Regions from separate parts of the Homo sapiens genome. Here region 1 is linked to region 2. A link is a contact called in ENCODE Hi-C or POLR2A ChIA-PET data. All regions are on one chromosome and are shown on one strand. Each heading gives the region's core, a stretch centred on a gene start or an enhancer-like site at or near the end of the contact. The rest is flanking DNA. Distances are from core to core; before and after follow the strand shown.

The links. Hi-C counts contacts between places; a loop is a spot of excess contacts on that map. ChIA-PET counts read pairs that join two places held with the same protein, here RNA polymerase II (POLR2A). Pooled maps may share reads with other maps.
Region 1: a pooled map shows a loop between it and region 2 (2.7-fold over the local background). The contact joins the promoter of NEU3 here to the promoter of MRPL48 in region 2. A Hi-C loop is called at or near these places in 4 of 50 pooled maps. POLR2A ChIA-PET finds 5 or more read pairs at or near these places in 2 of 52 experiments (CD8-positive, alpha-beta memory T cell and Caco-2).

The regions. Positions count from the first base shown.
Region 1 is chr11:74,987,360-74,991,053 of GRCh38, reverse strand. It overlaps NEU3 (neuraminidase 3), which reads right to left and starts at 2,121. Exons shown (of 3, transcript NM_006656.6): 1 at 1,900-2,121. The coding sequence starts at 1,993. RefSeq lists enhancers at 1,852-2,041, 2,322-2,371.
Region 2 is chr11:73,785,312-73,789,327 of GRCh38, reverse strand. It overlaps MRPL48 (mitochondrial ribosomal protein L48), which reads right to left and starts at 1,454. Exons shown (of 8, transcript NM_016055.6): 1 at 1,336-1,454. The coding sequence starts at 1,356. RefSeq lists enhancers at 1,241-1,320, 1,461-1,520.

The DNA of each region.
Region 1 (3,694 bases), core at 872-3,371, 1.2 Mb before region 2:
TACAATTCAGCAGAGTAGGTGATAGAAATAAAATGCTTAACTACAGTGGCTATTACAAGGCCTATGACATAGTATGAGTGCAATATATGACAGTTATTATTTTTAAACTACCAATTACTGTATATTCTAGTTTTATTCCTTGAATCCTGTGGATAACAATGACAATAATAACAATTACAACTCCCTTTCTTAAAAACATTTAAATCCCCCTTTATTGCTGAAAGAGAACATACTTTAAACTCTTAACACCTTAATTACAAGTTAAACCAACACTACTATCATCAGTCAACATGTGACTATTAGTTAAATCTAAACAGGAATTCTCCAGGTGATAAGAAGAATGGAGCACAGGATAGGCATGGAGCGGGTTAGGGCTCAGAACAGGAAAGGAAGAGGCTGGGTGCGGTGGCTCATGCCTATATTCCCACCACTCTGGGAGGCTGAGGTGGGCAGATCACTTGAGGTCAGGAGTTCGAGACCACCCTGGCCAACATGGTGACACCCCATCTCTACTAAAAATACAAAAAAAATTGGCCAGGCATGGTGGCATCCACCTGTAATCCCAGCTATTCGGGAGGCTGAGGCAGGAGAATCACTTGAAACCAGGAGACGGAGGTTGCAGTGAGCCGAGACTGCACCACTGCACTCCAGCTTGGGTGACACAGCAAGACTCCATCTCAAAAAAAAAAGGAAATGGAGAGGAAATAGGGAAATAATCACCAAAGGAGAAGCACAACTTGTCACATGGGCTGGATTCAAGTCTCAGCTCCATTTCTTGCTGCATGACGTTTTGATGGTTACTCAACCTCTAGGTCTTGGATTCCTTGCTTGTAAACTATGGATAATAATACCTACCTAAGCAGATCAATATGAAGAACCACTCAAAAGTGTTTTATAAATTTTAAACTGCTGTTTTAATAGGTGTCTTTAATTATAAATTTTGATGTCCTCACAATTTCATTTATGCTTTATTATCACTATAACAATTAGAGCCATTAATTTTTGTAATTATGCTGATCGTGTTGATGACAGAAGTAATATAGATGGTGATTCTGGCATTGCCACCCAAAACGTTTCACACAAATCAGGTGCTGGAAACGGGATAGAAAATAATCAGATATGGGCCTGCTCTGGGGTTCATTTAAGCAGAGAATTCAAATGATTACTTGCTGCTCGATATAATCACTTTCCCATCAAGTCCTTCCCGCTTTCTTACTGGGAGAGAGTATAGCCTAGCATGGACTCTGAAGTCTGACTTATCTTTGACACTTACTAGCAAGTCACTTTACTTCTGAGCTTCAGTTTCCTCACTTATAAAATGGAGATAATACCGCCTACTTCTCAGACTATAATAATGTAATTCCACAGCCTCCAACTAACCCAATGAGCCTCCAGTGAATCCCAGGAGGCCTTCCTATCTCATTTATTCACTCCTAACAAGTAATATTTAAGGAGCACCTACCACGTGCCAGACCTTTGAAGATCTGTAGTCTAAACCCTCTCATGGTATAGATGGGAAAACTCGGGCCCGGGATGGGGACAAAGCTTACTGAACGCCACTCCACAGTAAAATCTGGACCAAGACCCAGGTCTCCTAAGTTGAAACTGAAGCTCAGGGCTCTTTCTGCCGCCCAGAGACCTTTGGTAAGCAGGGCTTTTCCAGTCTCAGTTCCCTTTCATCTCTGGAGTGATAATTCTGAGGTTTAAGTTCGGCTTCTGTGAGAACGAATAAAAATAGGACTAGCCAAGAATTCTCTGGCCAGGTCAGATCCTAGCCGACTAGGTGGCTCTGTCTCAATAATCCAAGGCTGGATTTCCCAAACGCAGATGGTCTTGCTCAACCTGTCCCCACAGTTGAGTCCTCCTCGGGGAGCTCTCCTGTCTCCCAACCCCGCTCACCTGCACTGGACCCCGGCTCCTCCGTCTCTGTCGGGGCAGAGCTGGACGCCGGGGATTCTTCCATGGGGCGCGGGGGCAGGTCCGCAGGTCTCATTCGCCGAAGCCCGGAAGAGGCACCGGCCCCAAGGCTGGGGAGACTGAGACAGAGGAGGATAGAGAGGGAGAAACAACTGAGACGGAGGACACGGAGACAAGCCCCGAGAAGCGAAGAGCGTGTCGACTGCCGGAAACAGGTAACGGCAACGAAAAGAGGCGGGCGCAGGCTGTAGTCAGTGGCGGTTGGGGCCAACCGTTGGCCTACTCCGCGAGCCCTCCCCGTCCCGCCCCCTCGGCGCTGCCCCTCCCTCCAGCCCGCAGCTCGGTCCCCACCACGGCGTGGGACCGGCACCACCTCCACCCTCGCCAACTCAGCTCAAGCCCTGGGCCCACCTCAGTTCCCAACGGCCGCCTCCTCTCTTCAGTGCCACAGCCCCGAGCTCTTATATTGGTCTGTAGCTCGGTATCACCGCCTAAAGCTTCCCTGGACAGCCTGAGAGTTGAGCAAAGGTTCCCGGCCTCAGAGGGTACCCTACAAAAAGGACCAGAGGTCCAGAGCATTGGCTACTCTCCTTGCAAAATATGAAAATGAAAATATATTCATATATATAATTTATGTGTGTGTATATACACACATTTACATACATAGATTTGTCACATAGCACTGAGTCCATTCTTCTGTTTCACAGTACCGGAATTTAAGCCCCCCTCTCCCCAGCCAAAGAGGAAAGGACTGATCTAAGGTCATTTTTTATCTGGGACTAAGTACAACGTAAAGGTAATAGGCTGGGCCTGGTGGCTTATGCCTACAATCTCAGCGCTTTGGAAGGCCTACGTGGGAGGATGCCTTGAGCCCAGGAGTTGGAGGCTGTGGTGAGCTGTGATTGCACCACTGCACTCCAGCCTGGGTGACAGAGCGAGACCCTGTCTCTAAAATATAACAATTTTAAAAAGAAGAAATTTTACAAACGCCAATAAAAGGAAAGACAGACTGCTAACTTAGAGGACATAAAAATGTAAAGCTTCTGTAAATTTGAATTCGTGATATTTTTCTCATTAAAAAAAATCCTGTGCTGAGGCAGGGAACATACAAGATGAGCCTGGAACATCGTGGTGCCACAAGGAAAGAACTCACAAAATGATGAGGGTTCTTTGAAAGAACATAGGTGCCAACCTCAATACAACCTGCTGTATTTTTCTAAAAAAAAAAAAAAAAAAAAGAAAAAAAAAAAGGCCTAGAACCAGAGACCAACTCATCGTAATAAGCCCAAATAATGGGTCTTTTTTATTTTTATTTTTATTTTTTGAGATGGAGTGTGTCTCTGCCGCCCAGGCTGGAGTGCAGTGGCGTCATCTTGGCTCACTGCAAGCTCCGCCTCCCGGGTTCACGCCATTCTCCTGCCTCAGCCTCCCGAGTAGCTGGGACTACAGGCGCCCACCACCACGCCCGGCTAATTTTTTGTATTTTTTATAGAGACGGGGTTTCACCATGTTAGCCAGGATGATCTCGATCTCCTGACCTCGTGATCCGCCCGCCTCGGCCTACCAAAGTGCTGGGATTACAGGCGTGAGCCACCGCGCCTGGCAATAATGGGTCTTAAAATACTATTTTGTCCCCAAAGGAACCAGGGTTCCATGAAAAAAATGGCTGATTTTAGGTGCAGGGAAGAAAATTTATAAGATTAGCCTAGAACATCTTAACAGAAAGCAAGAAAGCCATAAAAGACTATTTCAGGTCATGTCAAAAGAAGGTAAGAAT
Region 2 (4,016 bases), core at 205-2,704:
ATATGGTGAAACATGGAGAACCGAATGGTTGGAAATAGTATTCCTTGAAAAATAATCCCTCCCTTTTAGCCCTTCTTGGAACCAAGGCAAATCAAGGAGTGTAGTCACCAGTGTGACCATCTTTAACAATGGAATTTTGAAACTTTCTGATTTTTTTTTCTATTATCTTGGCACCATATTTGGCCAAATTCTTACAAACTGGCTAAGGTGAACAAGTGAATTGTTTCATAAAGGATGAAGTGAGGCGTGGGCCCTCACACATTCAAGGGCAGCCCCAAGGTAACCACAGGTAGACCCATGAGCTGCAACGACCATGCTGACCTATGAATCATGGAAATATAGTTGCCACAATTAATGCCTAAAACAAAATTTTAATATAAATTGCTAAAATGAGTCATTAATCTAAGCAGCATGATACAATTGAAAGAGCACAAATGAAATCTGTTAAATCTGTTAAGGGAACGGGAGAAAGCCCAGGAACACATTTATAGTGGTTCATACGGTTTTATGACAGTCACTTAAATAAGGTTTTGGAAACGAAAATGTTGTTAATTATTGCAGGGCGCGGTGGCTCATGCCTGTAATCCCGGCACTTTGGGAGGCCGAGGCGGGCAGATCACGTGGTCAGGAATTCGAGACCAGCCTGGCCAACACAGTGAAACCCCGTCTCTACTAAAAATACAAAAATTAGCCCGGCATGGTGTCCCGCGCCTGTAGTCCCAGCTACTGAGGAGGCTGAGGCAGGAGAATCGCTTGAACCCGGAAGGCGAAGGTTGTGGTGAGCCGGGATCGCACCACTGCACTCCAGCCTGGGCAACAGAGCGAAATCCGTCAAAAAAAAAAAAAAAAAAAAAAGAAAGAAAAGAACAAAAACCTAGTTTATTACTGCTGTTTCCTTATTACCAGGTAGCTTCACATCCTCATCAGTTCAGCAAGTCAAAACTGCATTCTTAGAAAAAATTCTGGAAGTTGATAACTGAATGCAAATATAAAATGACCTGCCCAAGGTCACACAGTTAATCGGGACCGTATCCTGGTGTCGTGATTCCCATCGCAGAGCTCTCCCTTTTCCAGAAACTGGGTGGAGAGAGTGGCATGTGGTGTGGGCGTGGCACGGGTCGGCTCGGCAGAGTTCGCCCCGGGTGGAAAGGAATCTGCTCAGCCCCTTCAACGCCAGGCAGCCGCATGTGCTGCTGGGAAGGACCTTGGGCGCCCCAGTGTCTCATCCCCGGATGTCCGCGCGCCGCCACCTCCCCGCTCTGCACCCTCCGCCATCTCCCCTCTCTGCACCGTCCGCCATCTCCCCGCGCCCCGCGTGCGTGGAATCTACGTTACCTTTTCCAAGGTTCCGCTCATCCTTTGCTGCTGCGCGGCCTCTAGCTGTGCAAACCGAAGACCGGACCCTGCAGCCGCGTTCCCAGGGCGTCTGAAAACACTGAAGGAACGGCCTTGACCAGGTGCAGCAGCAATATCCCACCGAGACTCACTCAACTTCCACATCATTTTAGTTCCGGAAGCTTCTGAAATTCAGAGTCTAGAAATTCTCCTGCTTTCCACCCTCACTCAGGTTGTCACATTCACTGCTGTTTCTCCAGAAAGAATTAATTACCATCTCTGTGTTACCCCAGTACTTAGCACACAATTCTAATTTTTCGCTTACAATATTATACACTAATGATTTGTTACCACCTCTTCTCTGTATTTGAAAGTTCTTAAAAGACTGAGATCCTGTCTGATTAATTCCTTTCAGCGTCTAGCACAGATCTGACTTTTTTGTTTGTTTGAGACGGAGTCTCGCTCTGTTGCGCAGGCTGGAGTGTAGTGGCACGATCTCAGCTCACTGCCACCTCCGCCTCTCGGGTTCAAGCAATTCTGTCTCCAAGTAGCTGGGATTACAGGTGCCCGCCACCACGCCCGCCTAATTTTTATATTTTTACTAGAGATGAGGTTTCTCCATGTTTGTCAGGCTGGTCTTGAACTCCCGACCTCAGGTGATCCGCCCGCCTCGGCCTCCTAAAGTGCTGGGATTACAAGCGTGAGCCACCAGGCCCAGCCAATCATCTCTTAAATTGAGTTTAGAAGTCAGATTTCCACGTCCTGTGCTAGATGCTGGAATAAATTAGTCAGGATCTCAGTCCTTGAGGAACTCAATCAAAATAATAGCAAAAAATAATTAGTATCTAGTAACAAATAATTAGTATCTAGTATGGTAAGTGAAATACCAGAATTGTGTGCAAAGTACTGAGGTAACACAGATACGACAATTAATTATGCTTGGAAATATAATGGACCAGGCATACCTCCTCCAGTACAGTGATTGATTATTGCCTAATAAATGCTATTGGGGTTTTAGAAGTGAAATTTTAAATAAGAAAAAAAAAATCAATCAAATGCTAGTATGTGCCAGGTCGGTTCTTTATGGGTGTATGGGTTCATTTAGTCTTTCCAATAACCCTATGAGGCTGAGGATCATTATACCCATTTCACAGATGAGGAACAGAGACAGGAAGAAGGTACCTAGTTAACATAATGTTATATAAGTGGTGAGCTGTTTCATTTCCGTGCCTGTGCTTCATCTATTTTATGGGACTGTGACTATAGGTTTGCAAAAGGGCAGGTTGGCAGCCAGAGAGTTTCTTTCCTTGTCTAGTCCAGGTAAATACAATCTAATAAGATACATGGCCGGGTGCGGTGGCTCATGCCTGTAATCCCAGCACTTTGGGAGGCCAAGGCAGGCGGATCACAAGGTCGGGAGTTTGAGACCAGCCTGACCAAAACTGTGAAACTCCGTCTCTACTAAAAATACAAAAATTAGCTGGGCGTAGTGGTGCATGCCTGTAATCCCAGCTACTCAGGAGCCTGAGGCAGGAGAATTGCCTGAATCCGGGAGGCAGAGCTTGCAGTGAGCCGAGACGGCGCCATTGCACTCCAGCCTGGGCGACAACGAAACTCCATCCCAAAAAAAAAAAAAAAAAAAAGATACAAATCCATCTTTGCATTAATACACTCTCTGGGGTAGGTAAGGTGAAGGGAAAGGGAAAAAGAAGGAAGAAGGAGACGGTTAGTCCTTTGTACGAAGATATAAGGATTCCCAAAACAACTAGAATTTTTTTTTTGGCCGGGCGCAGTGGCTCACGCCTGTAATCCCAGCACTTTGGGAGGCCGAGGCGGGCAGATCACGAGGTCAGGAGATCGAGACCATGCTGGCTAACACGGTGAAACCCCGTCTCCACTAAAAATACAAAAAATTAGCCGGGCGTGGTGATGGGCGCCTGTAGTCCCAGCTACTCGGGAGGCTGAGGCAGGAGAATGGTGTGAACCCGGGAGGCAGAGCTTGCATTGAGCCGAGATCGGGCCACTGCACTCCAGCCTGGGCGACAGAGCGAGACTCTGTCTCGAAAAAAAAAAAAAAATCTAATCCCCATCTACCTATCTAGCCTTATTTCCAGCCTTTTTTTTTTTTTTTTGAGACAGAGTCTTGCTCTGTCACCCAAGCTGAAGTGCAGTGATGTGATCTTGCTCACTGCAACCTCAAGCTCCTGGGCTCAAGTGATCCTCTCACCTCAGCTTCCCAAGTAGCTGGGACTATAGGCACATACCATTGTGCCCAGCTAATTATTTTTATTTTTATTTTTGTACAGATGGGGTCTCACTTTGTTACTCAGGCTGGTCTTGAACTCCTGGCCTCAAACAATCCTCCCACCTCAGCCTCCCAAACTGTTGGGATTACAGGTGTGAGCCACTGAGCCTGGCTGGCCTTTCCACCCTTTTCAACACAAATATTACTCCATAGCCAATATTAAATCCTGTAATTCTCCAATCATGATATTCTCTATCACACCTCCCTGCCTTTGCTCCTACAATATTTCTGTTGACCTTTCTTTATTCATTCACCTGGAAAACTCCTACTCTTCTTTCCAGACACAAGTCAAATGTTACCTTTCCTGTGTAGCCATTTCCAACCACTCCACGAAAATAATGTGGTCCTTTCTCTGCACTTCCACAGCTCATTTCTT